Regions from separate parts of the Homo sapiens genome. Here region 1 is linked to region 2. Evidence: chromatin loops called from intact Hi-C (ENCODE). Cell type or tissue: mammary epithelial cell. All regions are shown on one strand.

Evidence for each region. Peaks named below come from ENCODE experiments on the same cell type or tissue, not always from the same donor. Only the 100,000 strongest peaks of a DNase experiment are listed, where the experiment ranks them.
Region 1: a loop joins it to region 2, with 10 times the contacts of the local background. A loop is called at or near these places in 3 of 110 quality-filtered maps.

What each region holds. Positions count from the first base shown.
Region 1 is chrX:149,283,512-149,291,511 of GRCh38, forward strand. No RefSeq gene overlaps it. Among named protein-coding and RNA genes, the nearest start is that of IDS, 220 kb to the right of the region's middle. In mammary epithelial cell, a CTCF peak has its summit at 3,542 (motif pointing left); no DNase peak of the experiment used is centred here.
Region 2 is chrX:149,148,776-149,156,775 of GRCh38, forward strand. No RefSeq gene overlaps it. Among named protein-coding and RNA genes, the nearest start is that of IDS, 350 kb to the right of the region's middle. In mammary epithelial cell, no CTCF peak of the experiment used is centred here; a DNase peak (open chromatin) is centred at 3,766; H3K27ac peaks cover 549 bases.

The DNA.
Region 1 (8,000 bases), 130 kb after region 2:
ATAAACATGCCATCTTACACGCACAATCTCACTTTCTCTCCCCTTACATTCCCTAATTTTTACTGGGTATTTTAATATTTCTTCATCATCGTGGTTGATTACATTTACATGTATATTGCAGTGGTAGTTCCCATAATTGTTATAACCTTTAACCATAGTTCTACATTTATTTTTGCCACCGTTTTTCCCATTCACCTTTTGGTTCAACTTTATCTTCTAGTAGTGTCTTCAAAAAAGTGTTCTTGGAAACTACAGCCCATGAAACATTATTGCATATTTGAAAATATTTATCTGTCACCATTACACCTGAATGACAATTTAGCTAGCTCAAATTTACTGGCTCACATCATCTTTTTTTTGGTAATTTTTTAAGTACTTCTCTACTGTCATGTAATGTTGTATGTAGGATAGCCTAAAGCCAACTTGTGTTTTTTTATTTTGCTGTTATAGTAGTTTGATCATTTTTGCCTAGATGCCCCATAGGATTATTTTTCTTTGTCTTTATTTCAGGAAACCTTACTAGACTATGGTTCAGTGCTGACTAGACATTTTTTTCCTTAAGAAACACCATGCCCTTTAGATCCTTAGATTCAAATCTTTTTTAATATCAGTAAAGTTTTTAAATTTACATATTTGGATATTTTATACTTCTCTAGTTTTTTCTTCTTAAAGAAGAAAACATTAATTCTGTCTTTGCCTGTCTTCCATATCTACAATTTTCTTCTAATCACTTTTTATAATTTCCATTTCATTTTGCTCAATTGCCTCAAAGCTGCTATCTATTTTTCTGTTGTCAACAATCTGTACTCTTACATCAGCTACTATGATAATATTGTGTCACCATTTACTACTATTTACAAGCTAACCATAATTTCTCTGATGATTTTAGTTTTCTCTTCTACTTTGTGTCCTAGATACAGGCAGCTCAATTTTAATTTTTGTTGCTTTTCTTGATTCCTTATACCTCTGCATTAAGCTCTTAATTCACAAATTACTTCCATTGTTAAGTTATTGAGTTCTTAAACAAATATTTGGTCATGATTTTCATCTACTCCACATCAAAATGTTCATACTGTGTAGGCTGTTTGCCTTTTTTGTCCTGCTATTTTCCACCATTTTGTGACATTTTTGTATGGATCTCCTTGTTCCTTTTTTATTATTAGTCATCCTTGAGTGAGCAGAAATCTTCCTAGAGCAGGTATTTGAAAGAAGTAGTGTGGAAGAGGGGCTGGGGCTGTGTTCTGCGTTAGTAGAAAATCCCCTAATTCTTAGAAAAATCCTTTATGATTCATGGTCTTGTGGGAGAAGGTTGTGAAGCGGGTTTTGTGAATGTGCTTCATGTGCAATAGAGAGTGACTGAGAGGTGGTTTAACCTTTCTTCTTAGCTCACAAAGAATGGCTGCTACAGAGCTGCTTAACACCCACAGTTTTTCTTCTACATGCTGCACATTTACAAAGATGGAGTATCCGTGAGTTTTCTCACTCATTCCTACCTCCCCTGCCATTTTAAAGTATCCAAGGAAGTTGGGGAGATTCCCTCAGCTAAACAGCCACCCAGATCTTATTGTTCCAAACAAAAAATTATTAGATTTGCCCTCTGAGCAGGTCACCTACTTTGGAGAATTTTGTGCTCTGCCAGCTCTCCTCAAGATTTGGAAAAGCAGTTATTTTCTATTGGAGCCCCCATCACTCCAGTCCAAAGTTCACTGCATGTGACATCCCATCTTATTTGTCTGGTTCCTGATTATAGGAGTTTCCCAGTTTCAACAAAAATACTGTCTTTGTTTTTGTTTCTCATTCATTTTTCCCCAATTTTGTTTCAAAGCGAAAAGTAAAAACATTCTTACTCTAACATCTTAAAATTAATGTCTGGGAGGAACCTAAACTGCTTATTAATATATGCCATGCTATATGTGATATGGCAGAGACTGCTACCTGTCCACCAGAATCTATTTATTTTTCTTGGATGCACAATAAGACTACATTTCCTAGTCTCCCTTGCAATTACATGTGACCATGTCATTAAGATTTAGTGGATGAAATTTAAGCAGAAGCAAGGTGTGTAAATTCTAGGGCTGGCCCATTACAAACTTTAACATGGGCACCTGTGTGTTTTTCCTTTTCTGCTTAATTGGGTTGGAGATAATCACAGTGATGCTGAAAGCCATGTGCTAAAGAAGGCAGAGCCTCCTTCTGCTTGGGCTCCTGAATGACTGTGTGGAACAGAGGCCCTTGCCACTCTTGGGCCATTCTGGATTATTACATGCACAAAGAGTAAAGTTCTTTTCTGTTAAGCCATTAGATGTATGGGTTTATTTGCTGTTACAGCCTAGTCGAACCCAAATGATGTAGTGAGGGAGGCAGGACAAGGAAGAAACCTATTCAGTATGGAGTTATCCTTAGGGACAAGTTACAAAAATTATAAGGATCAGACACCACTGCTGGTTGATCCATTATAGACCAGAATAAGCAGGTGGTATGATTCCAGAAGGAGATGCCATGGTTGTGTGAGAGAGAGATTAACCATTCCTATAAACAGAAGGGTCAAAGAAAGTAGCCAGTCACCAGAATGCTTATATTAAGGAGGATTGTGACTACCTGTATATAAAGTATAGGAAGAAAATGGGGCAGGGCAATTAAGATGAATTGCAGACACAACTATTTGTGCATATTAATTTGAATTTAAATTTAAACTTAATTTAAGGATAATTTAAAGGAAAATCTTCCCTTACCTATTTCATGCTGAAGGGGTCTTTCAAGTTGTCAAACTCTCTCTATATAAATAAGACTGCATAATCCAGACCCTCCGGAATCCAGAGATGAATTGCATGTGGTAGCTGATGTGTGGGAAGCCCACAGAGCAGCACTTCTGGTCATTGCCATCCAGCTAGCTGGTGCTCTCAGAAGAATGAGATGAAGAGGCATGACTTTCAAGCTTCCTCTGCCATACAAGGTGAGTTTGGGTTCCAGGCTTCTTCCTAGCCCCTGTTTCTGCTTCCTCTGATTTAATACCCAGTCACTGAGTACCTACTAAACACTCGGCATTAAACTGAAAAGAACAGGGAAGTCAAAAACCTTTTACCAATGCCTGATGGGATAAAGACATGACCCATCCCTCAAAGAGCTTGTGGTCTTCCCATGGCAATGCCCTTCCTCCCTAGGCCAGATGGACTGTGAAGAACAGCAGTCTCAAGTGGATTTATTGGGAAGCTCATGAAGACTCAGCTCAATGGGCCATGTTTGCAGGGGCCCCTTACAAGGCTCTGCACTTGATTTTGTAATTTTGAATTATTTTTCTCAAAAAGGCCTCCCAAATTATGTAAGCTTCAGGCCTTTAAAACTTGGATCTGTTCCCTTGAAGCCACATAATCTGATCAGAAATAATTTTCAGGGCTCATTGGGTGCTGGAGAATTCATGGTTAGATATTTAAATAAAAATGCAGAGAATCTATAGGACTTTCCAACTGAGACCAAGGCTTTTTTTTTCTGGTAGCTTGACTGCCAGGAAACAGAAAGCGGGGCATCTCCACCTGCTGGCAGAAGACCAAAACTACACCATATTGCATTGACCGCAGACATCAGGCTTTGTTTCCTTTTAAGTGAATAGGTGAAATCAATCAAGCAAACTGGAATTAGGAAACAGAAGGACCACTCACAACCGTACCTCCACAGCAAAGCTAACACTTTCATTTTGAATAACCCCTTTCCAGCCCCTGTTTACATCAGTCACATTTTTGCATGGACATAATAGTGTTTCAGGCAGTCCTGCTCTACAGAAGGCATTTGTTTCGCTGACCATAAGCATCTTATGTGCTTCTACATTGTCTTTATAGCCAGCTGTCTGAAGTTCTACATCATCCGTCAGTGATGGGTCCTGAGTAAACTCAGCAGTCTCCTCTAAGTAACTTGTATATATCCCTTTTATAAAGAATGCTGCAGTGGCCACCCTTAAGTATAGAACTTTGTCTTTCCCAGGCATTACTTACAGGAAACTGGGGACCAAATGCCACTCCATAGCATAGCTTAGGAGAAGTGAGATTCCAAAGGACAGAGTGGGCTGGCACATATGTAGTAGAAGACTAGACAAATGAGAGTGAATGAGCGAGTCTGTTGTGAGTGGATGACACGCAATGCAACCCCAAGGGCCGGCTCCAATTTGCACAGTCCCTAAAACATCCCAGGGATCCAGTCTTATCGCAGTCTCATCAACATTGACAATAATCATTTAGAGAATTTTCACCATGAGACTTTTGACACTCTGCTCTGGGATTTTGGAGTTCCAACTGCTTTAACAATTTATACAGTCACTCAAATGTAGAATCCAGTGAATTATTAATGACAATTTTGCTCCGCATATTGAAAGGGCATTCTATATTAATCAATTATAAATCATGATAAATTGCTTTCTAAAAATTATACACTTGAAACCCAGAAATGTTCAAGCCCCTCACCAGTTTACATACATCCTTAACCGTGTCTTGTTAACTGGGTGACCAGGAAACAGAGAAAGGAGGATGTACTTAATGAATAACTGGCCAGAAGTCGGAAGACCTAGATTTTCTTCCTATCCCTTCCATAGATTTGCTCTGTGACCCTAGACAATTCATATGCCCCCTCTGTTACCATACTTTTAAGCTGAAGGGGTTATAGTGCATACTTTCTGAGGTCCTTCTAACACTGGAGATCTATGAGTTCATAAGATCACATAGAGTCTTGGACTTTTCAGAGATCACTAGGCATAAGAAAGCCCTCGAGGACATCCTCTTCCTAGATCAACCACTCCAAGCTAAGACCTTAATGGGTCTACACTGTCATCCATTTATATAGGAGAGAGGATGGTACAAGCTAAGTGAAAGTCTGTTGTCAACTCAGGAACTAGGGTACAGTTCCAGCAATCAATCTCCATGGAGGGTTAGCAGAGGTCTGGCCTAGCCAATTAGGGTTTGGCACTGCCATATGCTACTAGAAAACACATGCTTTCATGCCAGGCAACAGGGTGGGAAGTGCAATGCCATTAAGGACCATACCTTAGCCTACTTAAACTAGCCTGGGATTGAGTTACTGAGCTCAAAATACAATTCAGCACACTTTCCTGCCCACTGCAAGTCAGGCCAGCCCCTGGAGAACTCCAGGGACAAGGCAAGTCTGGAGTTTGTCCCCAAGGAACTCCCAGTCTAGTGGAGGAGATGGGCCCATAGCAGAGTTACAAATGTCCAAAATAAGAGCACAAATTCCTGGGTTCTTAAAGAGAGTTCAAGCACACACACACACACAGAGAGAGAGAGAGAGAGAGAAATTAATTTAGATAAGGAAGGGAGGTAGGGAGAGATGGTGCCAGCAATGGCTTCCTGAGGAAATGTCACTTGTGATGGGTCTTTTAGGTGAGTTGGACATTGAGAGAAAGTAATCAAAAGGGCACAAGATAGGGTAGCTGTCAGGTAAACAAAACAAAACTGTATGCACAAAGGTCTAGAGGCAAGAAAGCATGGGTGTGCTTGCATAGCAATGAAGAATGTGGTTTGGCCAAAGCATAGGATTCACAGAAGGACCTCCCCAGGCCATCAGTAGTCTCTCCTTCGCAGGAGTCCACTGTGGCTGGACGAGGAACAGATCAAAACAGGTCTTGTTTGAGGCTTGGCCCAACAACAGGGCCAGCTGTTGACCAGGGCTTCCTTCACCCTTAGCTTTCTCTCCCCCTAGTGTAGTCAGAGACTCCAAAGGCAGTCCCAGAGTGTTGTGCCAAAACAAATGCACATCAGGCTATTGTCATCAGGAGCCCTTGTCTTGTTCTGTTTGTTTTAAGAAGACATAAGTGAAATAACCAGGTTTCCGAAGAGAGGGCAGAATTGGGTTTGTCCCCAGGGAAAATGAGGTTTCTCCACCATGGCTGTTCTCCCCATGCAGCAGTGGCCAGGGGTCCCCAGCAGCTCTTTGCTCAGTGCCCCTGCTGCTAGGCCTGATGCTTCCTATGTGGTCAGCTCAGATGTGCAACCCTTCTCCATTTTTATTATTTGAGCAATATAATCATTATTGCTTTTGTTACCCAAAATCTTATAATCACCCATTTAAGAGTAATGTAGGAATCATTTTTCTCTTTTATTTGATGAACTAATCTTTCTGGTTGGCTCTTGAGGTGGGAGGGGTGGGCAATGGGGACCAGCCTGCTTCATCTCACTCTTTCCTAGGCCTGCTCCTTAGGCACGTGCCCCACAAATCCCACCTCCGCAGCTTGGAAAAGGGGCCCACAGAGGATCTCAGGTATCTGAGGAAGGGCCAGAGGCTATTTGGCCTGACATCCTGGAACATCACCAGCCAGGAGCCATAACTCCTTTAGGCTAGCCTGCCTGCAACTGGATCAGGTATAGCAAAAACGATTGATCTCACCTTCTAATTTTCAATGAGTGGGAGTGGCTGCCTTGAGTGCTGTGTTGGGAAGGAGTCTGAGGCAGCATCTGGACCCTGTGTAAATATGCGTTTCCTGTTATTGATGAAGCTTTCAAGACAAGATTTTAGAAAGCTTTGGCTCAAGTTGTAGGTTGTGGGAGGAAGGAATTAGTAAGAGCCATCATAAACTCAACATCTATTGTGTTCCAGGAGCTGTGACCACTCCCTTCTTTTTAGTCGGGAAGGTCAGGATCTCACTATGTCACCTAGGCTAGAGTGCAATGGTGTGATTATTGCTCATTGTAGTCTTGAATTTGAATTCCTGGGCTCAAGTAATCCTCCTGCCTCAGCCTTCTGAGTAGGTGGGACTACTGGTGTGTGCCACCACACTCGGCTTACTCCTCCCTTTGTATCCTGCTGCATCGTTAGTGCATGATACCCACCACCCCCTCAGAGGCCCAGCCTAGTGCTGTCTCTCAGAAAAACACCCTTTGAGTCAACAGAGACAAACTTAGGGGGTGCCTGACTCCAAAGTCCAGGCCTTCCTCCTTTGAGGAACAGCATGGCTTCCCCAGGGAATATCATTCCATGGAGACAAGGCCTGCAGACAGATCTCATTTTCATCTGTTCTTTTACTAGCCCTTGGAGGATTTGCTCCAAAAACCTGAGGCACTGATGTTTACTCCAGCTTTACTTCCCCCATACCTGGTGAACAACTCTGGCCCAGCTTCCACACACCAAGGCCCATGGCTCTAATAGAGCCAGAGAGGCAGTCTCAGCTAAGAAGAGCTGTATCCTCCAGGGACCAGCAGGAACTTCCAGAGATATCCTACAAGCTCCAACTGCTGGGAAAAGCAGACTGGGGTCTTCCTCAGGCTCCACCAAAGATAGCCAAGTGGCAGCAATGACATGAGCACCTCATTCCTGTCCTAGACCCTGGCAATTCCATGAGAGGGAGGCTCTGAATTCACCTCTGTTCCCAGGATGTGTGACATCAATGCACATTGTCATACCAGATACACCTGCCAAACTTCAGAACCCCTGGGAAGTGACCAGAATGCCACTGAATTCAACACCTTAGACCAATGAACATGACCTGGGTCCTGTAGGATAGGAGGCAGCAGCAGTGTATACCCAGACCTGCCCTCAACATCTCTGACTTTTAGGCATAGCAGGAACATTGGAATCTCTGCCCCCACTTTTTTAAAAATCTATTTGGATTCCACACACACAAAAAAAATGATTTTGAAAAAGGAAAATTTCGCTCCCTAAAAACTAGAGTGAACATTTTATCAATTAAAAGTAACAACTCATTTACAGAAAGGGAACAGGCCCAGAAAAGAAAGTCCCTTTCCCTTAGTCTCACAGTTAGATTTTTTTATGGCAAAGCACAGACTAGAATGTATTCTTCCTGAAGCATATGGTATGGACTGAATGTTTGTGTACCTACCCCTCAAATTTATATGTTGAAGCCCAATCCCCAATAGGATGTAATTGGGAGGTGAGGCCTTTGGGAGGTAATTAAGTTATAAAGGTAGAGCCCTCATGAATGGGATTACTGCTCTTACAAGAAGAGAAACAAGAGAGATGATCTCTTTCTTGACCACGTGAGGATA
Region 2 (8,000 bases):
CAGGCGCACACCACCTCGCCTGGCTAATTTTTGTATTTGTAGAGATGGGGTTTCACCACATTGCTCAGGCTGGTCTCAAACTCCTGACCTCAGGCAATCCACCCTCCTCAGTCTCCCAAAGTGCTGGGATAACAGGCGTGAGCCACCACATCCAGCCCACTCTCTGCCTTTTAAGTGGGGCATTTAGCCCATTTATGTTCAAGATTAATATTGATAGGTACAGATTTGATTCTGTCATTGTGTTGTTAGCTGGTTGTTATGTGCACTTGATTGTGTAGTTGCTTTATAGTGTCAATGGTCTGTGGACTTAAGTGTGTTTTTGCAGTGGCAGGTACCAGTCTTTTATTTTTATGTTTAGCACTCCCTTAAGGACCTCTTTTAAGGCAGATCTGGTGATAATGAATTCCCATAGTACCTGCTTGTCTGAAAAAGGATTTATTTCTCCTCCACTTATAAAGCTTAGTTTGGCTGGATATAAAATTCTTGGTTGAAATTTGTTTAAGAATATTGAATATAATCCCCCAATCTCTTCTGGCTTGTAGGGTTTCTGAGAAAAGGTCTACTGTTAGCCTGATGGGGTTCTGTTTGTAGGCGACCGGCCCCTTCCCTTTAGCTGACTTTAACATTTTTCTTTTATATTTACCTTGGAGAATCTGATGACTATGTGTCTTGGAGATGTTTTACTTGTATAGTATCTCACAGGGGTTCTCTAAATTTCCAGAATTTGCATGTTGACCTTGCTGGCAAGGTTGGGGAAAATTTCCATGTATCATATCTTCAAATATGTTTTCCAAGTTGCTTGCTCTCTCTCCCACTCTCTAATGGATGCTGAAGAGTTGTAGATTTCATCTCCTTACATAATTCCATATTTCTCAGATATTTTGTTCATTATTTTTTTTCTTTATATTTATGTTACTGAGTTAATTCAAAGAACTGGTCTTTGGCCAGGTGCAGTGGCTCACACCTGTAATCCCAGCATTTTGAGAGGCCGAGGCAGGCAGATCATTTGAGGTCAGGAGTTCAAGACCAGCCTGACCAACATGGAGAAACCCCGTCTCTACTGAAAATACAAAAATTAGCCAGGCATGGTGTTGCATGCCTATAATCCCAGCTACTCAGGAGGCTGAGGCAGGAAAATCACTTGAACCCAGGAGGTGGAGGTTGCAGTGAGCTGAAATCGCACCATTACACTCCAGCCTGGGCAACAAGAGTGAAGCTCCATCTCAAAAGAAAAAAAAAAAAAAAGAACTGGTCTTCAAGCTCTGAGATTATTTTCTCAACTTGATCTATTCTGCTGTAAATACTTCTGATTATGTTATGAAATTCTTGTAGTGAGTTTTTCAGCTTTATCAGTGCAGTTTGGTTCTTCTTAAAATGGCAATCTCATCTTTCATCTCTTGACTCATTTTACTAGATTCCTTGAAATGGGTTTCAAGTTTCTCCTGCATCTCAGTGATCTTTGTTGACATCCAGATTCTCAATTTTATGCTTGTCATTTTAGCCATTTCATTCTGATTAACTGTTTCTAGGGAGCTAGTGCAGTTTTGGAGGTAAGAAGACATTCTGGCTTTTAGAGTTTCCAGGGTTCTTTCACTGGTTCTTTCTCATCTGTATGGGCTGATGTTCCTTTAAATGTGGTACAATTTGAGTATGGCCAGTTGTCTTCATTTCTGGATGTTTTCAGAGGGCTGAGGCTTTCTGAAAGGCCCTTATTTGTGGTTGAATTCTGTCTTTTATTTCACAGGGGGGTATATTCACAAAGTATTTTGGCATTGAAGTTTGAGCTTCAATCCAGTAAATCCAGTAGATGGTGCTTAAGCATAATGGATGGTAGGTAGGCCCTTAGCCAAGTGTCTTCTCTGTATTTTCTTGCATTTGTAGCCATGCTCCCTCTCAGTGCTCTGAGAGTGTGGGCTCCTTTCCCCCTCAATGCTGGCTGTAGACGTCGGCTTGACACTCCCAGTCTGTGTACTGCAGCTGTGGGGCTAGCTCAGGCTTTTGTTCCCTCCCCAACTTGGGGACAGCATGGGCAGAGACCTTGGCACTGGCAATGGCAGAGGGCCTTTCACTTGTCCCTTGGTACTCCACCCCAGAGAAACACAGAGCAGCTACCAATCAGAAACATCAGCCTAGGGTGGGACAGCTGCATTGTGGGCCCAAACTGAGGAGCCCTGCCTGGTGAAGAGCAAGAGGGTGGGGGGCTTGCGGGGAAGACAGTCTGGCTTCTCTGTATGGTGGCTATGGCATGCTGGAGGTGTGAGTAAAGCACTCAGGCTCTTTGTTCCCTTCTTGGACTGGTGGTAGCAAGGGCAGGTACTGCTACATTGGCAGTAGCAGAGGGGCTGTCAGATACCTCTGGGAATTCCACCCCAGAGAGACACAAAACATTGCAAAGGGGAACCTTCAGGCCAGGGTGAGGTAGCTACACTGCAGGCCCATGCCAGGGGTCCTTCTGATAAGGACAGGAGAGAGGGAAATACTGGGTAGAAGATGGCAGTTTCCTGGCAAAGGCCCCACCCTCAAACCTGAAGACCCACAACCCTAAATGAAGACAGACATTCCTGTTTTTGCACCCAAAAAGTTGCCTTTTGGCCCACCATGACCCCTGTCCTGCACCCATATAAACCTCAAACCCCAGGCTCCAGAAGCAGACCAGCAAGCCAGCAGATCAGCAGACAATGGCAGAATGACACAGCAGAGAAAGAGAGAAGAGGAGGATCATCTGAACACCAAGAGGAGTTCCACTGAAGTGGTTGGAGAGGAGTCCACTGGGGGACCCAACTCCAGGGGTATATCACCTTCCCATTCCATCCCCTTCTTCTAGCTCCCCATGCATCCTGCGGAAAGCCACCTCCACCACTCGGTAAAACTCCGCATTCATCCTTCAGGCCCATGTGTGACCCTATTTTTCTTGGATACTGGGTGAGAACTTGGGATACAGAAAGCTGTCACATTGGCCCTCTGCCCTTGCAAAAAGACAGAGGGCCTATTGAGCTGAATAACACTCAAGCAAAGCTGACACTGCTGCAGTGGCAATGGAGAAGAACTTGTGGGATTCTCTGCCTCTGGGATTTCCTCCTCAGAGAAATGCAGTATTGCCACCCACTGAAATGTTCAGGCAGGGTTGACGTAGCTATACTGGAGGCGCAGGTTAGGAGGTCCACCCCAGTAAAGAATAGGAGGGGCAGGGACTCATGGGAAAAACTGTTTGGCTGCTTTTCCATAAGGCAGCTGTGGTTTGCTGGAGGCCTATGATAGAACTTAGGCTCTTTCCTCCCTCCCTCCATAGACTGAGGGCTGTATGAGTGGGGGCTGTGGCAGCTGCAACAATGGTGGGCCTGTCAGTTGCCTCTGGGACCTCCATCCCAGAGAAATGCAGATCTTCTATGGGTCCAAGTGCTCAGGAAGGGGTAGGGTGACTGCACTGGGGTCCTAGGCCAGTTGACTATGCCTGACAAGGTGTACCAGAGACAAGGCCTGTAGTTCATCTGCTCCTCAGCACCATGGGTGTAGTCACTATCCTGGGGGCATGCAAGCTGGAGCTGGGGTGCTTAGGGATTCAAGGACCTTGGGCTCCATGGAGGCCTGAGCAGCAGCTCTTTCCAGCTTCCATGCAGCTCTCAATTCAGTCTGGAGGCCCTGGGAGGAGGGAGCAAGGGAGAATTTCCTATGCCCAGGATTGCAAAAGTCTGTGGCAGAAGTGTCAGTCTCTAGGGGTTCTCACTCACTCATTTCCCACGGTGGTAAGCCTCTCTTGGCTCTGCACCAGCCCTGAGTGGGTGGCTGTCCTGTCTTGCTTTTCTCTGCTCTACATGGTTCACATTGCTTCTTTGATGACTCTCAAGAAAGCAATGTTCAGGATGTCCTCCTGAACATTCCAGCTGAAGAGCTAGTGTTAACTAGCCAGTCTCATCTGCTTTCTGTGAGAGTGGCACACACTAGCTACTTCTAGTCAGTCACCTTGTCCAAGAAAAATTTGAAGTTAAGATTTTAACATATGAATTTTTTTTGGAGGGGGGCGGATACAAACATTCAGTCCATAACACTTCATGATAAAAACACTCAAACAACTAGAAAAAGAAGGGAACTTCCTCAACCTACTGCATCTATGAAAAACCTACAAATGTCATTATACATAATGGTGAGGGACTGAATGCTGTCCCCCAAGATCAGGAAGAAGAAAAATATGTTCACTCTTTCCACTTCCATTCAACACTGTACTGAAGTTTCAAGCCAGGACAATCAGGCAATAAAACAAAATAGAGTATTCTGGCAGTCGTTCAAATTATTAAACATAGAGTTACCTCGTATGACACAAATTTCACCATCTCCTTGACTCTCTTTTTAATTGTCATTCTAGTAAGTATGTAGTGGTATCTCATTGTGGTTTTAATATACATTTCCGTAATGACTAATGATGCCAAGAATCTTCTCATGTGTTTATTTGCTGTCTATGTATCTTCATAGGTTTAAAGTTTATTTAAATCCTTTGTTCATTTGTTCATTTAGGTGTTCATTTTCTTATTATTGAGTTTTGAAAGTTGTTTATATATTCTAGAATTAAATCCTTTATTAGCTATATTATTTATATGCTTTGCAAATATGTTCTCTCAGTCTACACCTTGTATGCATTCTCTGACAGTGTCTTTCAAAGAACAGAAATGTTTATTTTGATAAAGTTCAATTTATCATTTTTATTTCTCTTCTATTAATCATGACTTTGGTGTTGTAGCAAAGAAATCTTTGCTTAACTGAAGGTCACAATTTTCTCCTATGCTTACTTCCAGAAGTTTCACAATTTTAGGTTTTATATTTATGTCTGTGATTCGAGTTAATTTTCTTAAATGGTGTAAAGTATGGAACCAAGGTTATGTTTTATTTTTTGTGTGTTTTTCCATATAGATATCCAATTGCTCCAGCATCATTTATTGCAATGTACTGTACTTTCATCTACATTATTTATTTTATTGCCTTTGTTCTTTCATCTACATTAAATTGATCATATCTTCTGGTTCATTGATCTATTTTTCTATATTTATGTCACTACCTTGCTTTCTGTAGCTTTATAATAAGTCTTGAATTCAGGTGGTGAAAATCCTTTAACTTTTTTCTCCTTTTTCAAAGTTCTGGTTATTGTAGGTTCTTTGAATTTCCATACGAATTATAAGACCAGTTTGTCAATTTCTTAAAAGAACTGCTGGACTTTTAAATGGGACTATGTTGACTCTGTACATTAATTTGGGGAGCATTGACACATTAACAATCCATGAATATGTTACAGATCCCCATTTAGTTATGTTTGCCTCAATTTTCTTAGCAATATTTTACAGCTTTCAGTGTACAGTTCTTTTGCATGTTTTGTCAAATGTATCCCTATATATTTTTAAGCTATTGTAAATGGTATTGTAATGGTATTGTTTTTAAATTTCAATTTCTGAATGTTCTTTGCTACTATTTAGAACTACAATTAATTGTTGTACATTGATCTTGTATCTGCTAAATTCAATTATTAGTTCAAATAGTTTTCTTGCAGATTCAATCAGATTTTCTACCTAGATATACATGTCATCTGCAAATAAAGATAATTTAATTTTTATTTTAAATCTAGATGCTTTTTATTTCTTTCACTTTTCTTATTTACACTGGTGAAAACCTTCACTACAATGTTGAAGCAGTGGTCTTTAGCAGACTAAAGAATCCTTCTATTCTTAGTTTACTGAGCATTTTTATCAGGAATGGATGTTGGATTTTGTCAATGCAAGGTTAGCTGAACATTTGAAAATCAATGTAATTTACCATATTAACAGACTACAAAAGAAAAGTATATAATCACCTCAATAGGAAACATTTGACAAAATCCAATTCAATTTTCTGTAAGAGTTTGCAAATTGCTATTATTTCTTTTTCTAATGTTTAGTAGGATTCGCCAGTGAATCTACATGGCTCCAGAGTTGTCTTTGCAGGAAGGTGATTAACTACAAATTCAATTTCTGTAATAGATATAGCTTATTCAAATTTTCTATAGCTTTTCCAGTGAGATTTGATACTTTGCATCTTTCACAGAATTTTACCACTATATCTAACTTAGTAATATTATTGACAAAATATTATTGGTAATAGTCCCTTATTTTTTTTACCATCTAATGTATCTGAAGAGATGTCACCTCTGTCACTCCTGACGTTAGTAATTTGTGTCATCTCTATGTTTTCTTACTAGTCTGGCCAGAAGCTTATCAATTTTACTGATCTTTAAGAACTATCCATTTCATTGATTTTAAAAAATATTCTGCTGTATTTTATTTCATTGATTTCTTCTCTGATTTTTATTATTTTTTTCTGCTTAATTTATGTTTTATTTGCTTTTCTTAATCTAATTTTTAAATATTAGTGCTGATGTAATTGATTTGAAACCTCTCTTCATTTCCAATATAAGCATTTTTTAAGAAGACAAAAATATAGCTATTTATTCTTTTTCAGTAAGTTTCATTACTACTAAGGTATAAGCGTTTAAATTGTTTGTGTAAGCAGTTATTCTTTTTACCCCAGTTTTACATTTTGTACCACGAGTTACAACCTCCCACACAGCATAAAACAAAATATCATTTAAAATGTGATATCCTGGCCGGGCGCGGTGGCTCACGCCTGTAATCCCAGCACTTTGGGAGGCCGAGGCGGGTGGATCACGAGATCAGGAGATCGAGACCATCCTGGCTAACACGGTGAAACCCCACCTCTACTAAAAATACAAAAAAATTAGCCGGGCGTGGTGTCGGGTGCGTGTAGTCCCAGCTACTCGGGAGGCTGAGGCAGGAGAACGGCATGAACCCGGGAGGCGGAGCTTGCAGTGAGCCGACATTGCGCCACTGCACTCCAGCCTGGGCGACAGAGCGAGACTCTGTCTCAAAAAAAAAAAAATGTGATATCCTGCAAAAACTACAATCAAATTCACCAATTAGAATATATTGCATCTAAATTAAAAACATATTTAAATTTTTAAAAATAATTTCAACTTTTATTTTAGATTCAGGGGGTACATGTGCAGATTTGTTACATGGGTATATTGTGTGATGCTGAAGTTTTGGGTATGAATGATCCCACAACCCAGGTAGTGAGCATAGTACCCAACAGGTAGTTTTACAGCCCTTACTCCCCTAGCTCTAACCCCTCTCTTGTAGTCCCCAGTGTCTATTGTTGCCAACTTTATGTCCATGTGCACCCAATGTTTCTAATATAAACTTTTTGATACTTATAAATTTCCCTCTAATGACTACTTAAGCTGCATTCTACAAATTTTAATATGTCGTATTTTTATTTCTGTTTATTTTTGGATACCTTATAATTTCTCTTTTGGTTGATTTTATCAACCCATTGGTTATTTGAAAGTGTGTTGTTTACTTGCAAATAGTTGAGGATTTTTCCAGTTATATTTCTAGCATTGATTTCTAATTTAATTCCATGTTGTCAAAGAACATAAGTTGTGTTCTTAAATTCATGTTCTAGAATATGATTTATTTTGTTAAATGTTCTGTGTACACTAAAAATAATTTGTATTTTGCTGTTGAGTGGAATGTTCTATAAATGTCAATTAGATTAGCTTGGCTGAGACTGTTGTTCAAATCTCCAATAATCTAATTGATTTTCTGTCTACTCGCTCTGTCAATTATTGATAGAGGGGTATTGAAATCTGTAATTGTGAATTTGTCTATTTTTCTTTGAAATTCTATTAGTTTTTGTTTTTTGAGTTTTGAAGCTCCATTTTAAGGTTTATGAACATTTAAGATTCTTATGTCCTCTTGATGAATGGACTCCTTTATCATTATAAAATTACTCTCTTTACCCCGGTAATATTTTTGTTCTGAAATCTACTTTGTCTAATATTAATAAGGCCACTCCAGCTTTCCTTTCATTAGTATTTGCAAGATATTTCATTTTCTGTCTGTTTGCTTTTAGATGGTTTGTGCCTTTACGTTTAAAGTTGTTTCCTCCTAGGGAGCATATAA